Linked DNA regions of Homo sapiens: region 1 is linked to region 2. Evidence: chromatin contacts called from ENCODE Hi-C or POLR2A ChIA-PET data. All regions are on one chromosome and are shown on one strand. The core of a region is the stretch at or near the end of the contact, and the rest is flanking DNA. Distances in the headings are between cores, read along the strand shown.

Region 1 (2,751 bases), core at 136-2,635, 1.3 Mb before region 2:
AAGTGCAAGGGTAAGTAGATTTGAATTAACATCAGTTGCTAAGTGAAGATGCGGGAATTTTCATTAACTGGAAACAGAATGTGATCCAATGTTATGACACAGCTTCCAAAAAAGCTAATGCAATCCTAGACTGCAGTGATAGAGGTATGTTTGGAGTAAACTTTGCTGGTTATACAAAAGTTGAGGCCAGGCAGGGTGGCTCACACTTGTAATCCCAAGTGCATTTTGGGAGGCTGAGGCAGGAGGATTGCTTGAGCCCAGGAGTTCAAGACCAGCCTAGGCAACATGGTGAAACCCTGTCTCTATAAACAATTTTTAAAAATTAACAAAATAATTAGCTGGGTGTGGTGACACAACCCTTGTGCCCAGCTACTTGGGAGGCTGAAGTGGGAGGATTGCATTGAGCCTGGGAAGTCAAGGTTGTAGTGAGCCATGATCGCACTACTGCACTCTAGCCTGGGTGACAGAGCAAAACCCTGTCCTCCAACCAAAAAATAAAAGTACTATGTTCCCATCTTGTTGCCACATTTTAAAGACACTCAATAACTAAAATTCATATAGAGGAGGATAACCAGAATGGAAGTCTGGGAGCCATTTCCCAAGATCAATGTTTGCCAACTCAACCAACAGGTTGCGTTGCAGCACAGCCTGTTCTGAAGCTGTTGTTCTGGTTCCCTGCTAACTAGGATAGTGCATTCTTTTCTTGCGATGGAGACTCTGGCACACCTGCCTCCCCAAAGACTTAATTTCTTATCCCTAAACTAACTGTTTATCTCTGCCTCTGCTAATTACTGGCTACTGAGGCCATTGTTGAATGTCTGTCCTTACCGTGTTTATCAGGCAGGGTTCAATGCTGGAAAGAGAAACCATCTGAAGTATTTAAAACAGATTTAATACAGGGTGTTAGATCATTATAAAATCACTGGAAGGGCTGAAAGAGTGGGTTATAAGCTGAGCTCCAGGAGTGATTCCCTGAACACCATGAAACTGACCTCCCAGAGGAGTTACCTCCTCTGCCATAATCGGGAAGGTCGGTATTCGAGAATCTGCCATACAGCTATTAAAGTTAAAACAAAACAAAACAAACAAAACACTGTAGCTGCAATTCAGAGCTCAAGAAGCTGATGCCGCTGCCACTGCAACTTCCTCTTGATAGCTATGAAACAGGAGATCAGGCACTGCATAAAACCCCCACATTTCTATAACCATGTTTACCATTAGTAAATAGTCAAAAGCAGAATTAAGGGGACTTCCTGTTTAGGACCACTTTTCAAAATGTGTGTAGGTGCATCAAATTGGTGCAATCTAACCAAATGTGGAACCCTGGTGGCAAGGAAGTCAGGGAAATGTACTATTTTGCTTTCCATCTACTTCAGTACAGAAAGTCACACTCAAAGGAAGTGAAAATAAATGCTGAGTCATTTGTAAAATCAGAATGAAAAGAGAAAGAAAAAAAAAGAAAAGAAGATCCGGCCTCAAGCAATCCTCCCATCTCAACTTCTTAAGTGACTGGGACCAGAGGTGTTCACCACCACACATAGCTAATTTTTATTTTTAATCTCTTATAGGGATGAGGTCTCACTATGCTACCCAGGTTAGTCTGAGCTCAAGTGATCCTCCTACCTTGGCCTCCCAAAGTGCTGGGATTATAGGCATTAGCCACTGTGCCCAGCAAAAAATTTATTAGATACTGCATATTTTCAAAGATTCAAAGGGCTTTGGAATCAGGTAGACTTTACCTCTGCCACTGATGATGTATATGCTTTTAGTATAATAACTTTTTTACTCTAAATCTCCATGATATGGTTTGGATCTGTGTTCCTGCCCAAATCTCATGTGGAAATGTAATCTGCATTGTTGGAGGTGTGGCCTGGTGGGAAGTGATTAGATCATGAGGGGGATTTCTTATGAATGGTTTAGCACCATCCCCCTTGGTGCCGTTCTAGTGAGTGAGTTCTCATGAGATTTGGTCGTTTTAAAGTGTGTGGCACCTCCCCCCTCACTCTCTTGCTCCTGCTCCAGCTATGTAAAATGTGCCGACTTTGCCTTCATCTTCCACCATGATTGTGAGTTTCCTGAGGCCTCCCCAAAAGCAGAAGCCACCATGCTTCTTGTACAGACAGCAGAACCATGAGCCAATTACACCACTTTTCTTTATAAATTACCCAGTCTCAGGTTTTTTTGTTTGTGTTTGTTTTTGTTTTTGATGGAGTCTCACTCTGTTGCCCAAGCTGGAGTGCAGTGATGTGATCTCAGCTCACTGCAACCTGTATCTCCCAGGTTCAAGCAGTTCTCCTGAATCAGCCTCCCAAGTAGCTGGGACTACAGGCTCATGAAGCCACGCCTGGTTAATTTCTTTGTATTTTTAGTAGAGACAAGGTTTGGCCATGTTGGTCAGGTTGGTCTCAAACTCCTGACTTCAGGTGATCCATCCACCTTGGCCTCCCAAAGTGTTGGGGTGAGCCACTGTTCCCAGCCAGATATTTCTTTATAGCAGTGCTAGAAGAGACTAACACACCCGTTTCTTTAGTAAGGCTTTTTGTAAAGATTAAGTGAAATATTTTATGTATGGTATTTAGCACACTACTCATTGCATATTATGTACCCAATAAATATAGCTACTAATATAAACAAAAATGGCTGTCACATTCTTGGACTTTGGTAAGATTTTCCTGGATTCTAGCCCAATTTTACAATTTGCTAGCATCCCAAGTGAATAATGGATAGGTAGAAAGCCAAAGCTGAGGCTTG
Region 2 (2,700 bases), core at 165-2,664:
CACTGAGTGTAATCCTAGCACGTGCTCAGGAGAGTAGAACTGGAATGCTTGTGAATAGCCTCCAGGACTTTAACACCATGTCTCCTGTACTTCAGGTTTCACTAGTAGGGTGTGGTAACTCAGACTATTTCCAATATTTTGTCTCTTTCAGAAGATGGAGTATACACCTCCACCTCTTTGAGTTCAGGCTTGCCACTGTGACTGCTTTGGCCTTTGGAAACTGGGCTGAAGGGACAGGGTGCCAGTTCTAGGCAGAAACTTTGAGATCCAGGGCATGACTCATCACAAGGTACGGAAATGATTGTCCTGTCCGGTTTTGATACTTCACTGTGAGAATAAAATATTTCAGAGATGGGCTACTCCTTCCTCACGCGTTTTGGAAAGACTAAGACACGTGGGACCAAGTTGAGCAGGGCCCAGCCATGCCCTGCACAGTTGCAGCGGACAGGCAACCTCAGTGTAATGAGGACAAGAAATACATGTCTGTTTTTGTACGCCACTGAGATATTGAGGTTGCTTATTATCAGGCCAGGACTAGGGTGCTGAGAGTAAAGGACTCTCATTGGGGCAAGCTTCAGGGGGTGCCAAACAGCATAGTAATCAAGGTGAGTGATATTTTCATGCAATTACTACCACCAAAAGTAATGTAAAATAATCCATGATGAACAAAATATCCAAAGTCAGAATCAAGACCAGATGAGCGGTATAGCTTAGCAAAAGCTCACTGAAGAAGAGTTTTTATGCAACTAAAACAAACTCTAGCTGGAGTTTTAGCAAGAGAAGGGAAGGAACAGAAAGCCAGTAGGAAATAATAAAAAAAAAAATGTCAACAGCAGTTAGAAATGTGTTTCTGAGTTAATGATTCATTATTACGTTTCTCTGTTTTGTTTTTAGTGAATTTTTAAAAGCTTTAAACACATAAAGCATCTCAAACAACAGATTGCAAAAGGAGAGTAAATCAAAGAGAGAAAAACGCAAACAAGGAATGTTTTAAAAATTTAGGCCCAAGACCGGGCACGGTGGCTCACGCCTGTAATCCTAGCATTTTGGGAGGCTGAGGTGGGTGGATCACCTGAGGTCGGGAGTTCAAGACCAGCCTGGCCAACATGGCAAAACCCTTATCTCTACTAAGAAAAAAAAAAAATACAGAAAGTAGCCAGGCGTGGTGGCACACGCCTATAATCTCAGCTACTCAGGAGGCTGAAGCAGGAGAATTGCTTGAACCCAGCGGGCAGAGGTTGCAGTGAGCTGAGATTGTGCCACTTCACTCCAGCCTGGGTGAAAGAGCGAAGCTCCGTCTAAAAAAAAAAAAAATTTAGGCCCAAACTGCACCTCCCTGGAAAGAATTAGGGGCCAATTTGGAGCAAAGTGGTGATGGTTTAGTGAGGCCCCTCCAGCCTGACAGGGGAATTCCTCTTCTGCTATGTGGTTTTTAAAACCAAGGCTTCACTACCCAGGAAGTTAAGTTGCAACAGTAGTGTTTTCCATTTTCATCTCAGAAAGGTAAATAGATAATTTATTTAAAGCAATTCAAATCTATCTCAAGCAAGACAGACACATAGAAACCATAGCTGAATCGAAGATAAGTTTAAATACCAGGTTGATTTAGCCATCTGGATATTTTGGCAACCAACAGACGGAAGCTTATTTGACTAACTTCTCTCAGTAAACAATCCGAGAATCTGTCATTTGTGTTGGGATTGATACAACCAGTTATCATAATGAAAGAGGCAAAATGTGTATTCTAAAGGACAAAGGCTTCAGCATCTGAGATTTTCAAGTGCTTAATGTGTTAATGTGTGACTTTTTTTTTTTTTTAACATTAGAGACTCTGCAAAATTTAAAGGCCGACAATGAGATTAAGTCCTAGAAACTGTGGTTTGCTGCCTAGAGCAGTACCTGCAATATAGTAACTATTCAATAGGTTTGTGTAAAAGGAGTGTTTTAGTGAAACTTTAGTGGAAGTTTGCCACACACTAGACTGTAAAAAATGTACTATATTCACTTGCATAATTTGCTTCTTTTTGGAAAAAGTTATTTTAACAGTAAAGCAGGACACATATGAATCTTTGCAATAAGATGTAGTTCAACAAAAACGCATCTCGACAGTTGAACAGCCTAGACCGTACTGTCCCCTGCTGTGGCTGCTTTGGCAACAACTTCACCTCTAGCACAAATGTAGGACTCCTAGGGAGTGAGATTGCAAGTCAAAAAGAAAGAATGCAGTTTCCTTTCAACTGGTAACTTTAAAAATATCTGTATTAAAAAAATCTGTATTTCTGCTACAGGAAATAACCCAACTAGAATGTACAAAACTAGAAGACACATTTTTGCCTAATTAGCTTACTTAAATAAAATAACTATAACTGTTAAAATAGTGTTTTAGGCCGGGTGCAGTGGGTCACCTGTAATCCCGGTACTTTGGGAGGCCGAGGTGGTTGGAACTCTTGAGGTCAGGAGTTCGAGACCAGCCTGGCCAACATGGTGAAAATCCGTCTCCACTAAAAGTAGAAAAATTAGCCAGGTGTGGTGGTGGGCACCTGTAATCCCAGCTACTCGGGAGGTTGAGGCAGGAGAACTGCTTAAACCCAGGAGGTGGAGGTTTCAGTGAACCAAGATTGTGCCACTGCACTCCAACCTGGGTGACAGAGTGAGACTTCATATTAAAAAAAAAAAATAGTGTTTTAATTACTGCTTTCA

Evidence for each region. A loop is a pair of places that touch in the nucleus more often than their neighbours do. ChIA-PET counts read pairs that join two places held with the same protein, here RNA polymerase II (POLR2A). Pooled maps may share reads with other maps.
Region 1: a loop to region 2 is called in a pooled map, with 4 times the contacts of the local background. The contact joins two enhancer-like sites. A Hi-C loop is called at or near these places in 1 of 50 pooled maps. POLR2A ChIA-PET finds 5 or more read pairs at or near these places in 3 of 52 experiments (GM12878, OCI-LY7 and PC-3).

Annotation. Positions count from the first base shown.
Region 1 is chr12:65,155,170-65,157,920 of GRCh38, reverse strand. No RefSeq gene overlaps it. Among named protein-coding and RNA genes, the nearest start is that of LEMD3, 13 kb to the left of the region's middle. RefSeq lists an enhancer at 1,506-1,565. Within about 2 kb of position 1,385, at least 5 of the 41 ENCODE cell types and tissues checked have a DNase peak (open chromatin) inside an H3K27ac peak, as active enhancers do; they include GM12878, where a contact is called at or near this core.
Region 2 is chr12:63,813,790-63,816,489 of GRCh38, reverse strand. RXYLT1-AS1 (RXYLT1 antisense RNA 1) reads left to right here. Exons shown (of 4, transcript NR_126167.1): 2 at 152-289. Among named protein-coding and RNA genes, the nearest start is that of RXYLT1-AS1, 7.0 kb to the left of the region's middle. Within about 2 kb of position 1,414, at least 7 of the 41 ENCODE cell types and tissues checked have a DNase peak (open chromatin) inside an H3K27ac peak, as active enhancers do; they include GM12878, where a contact is called at or near this core.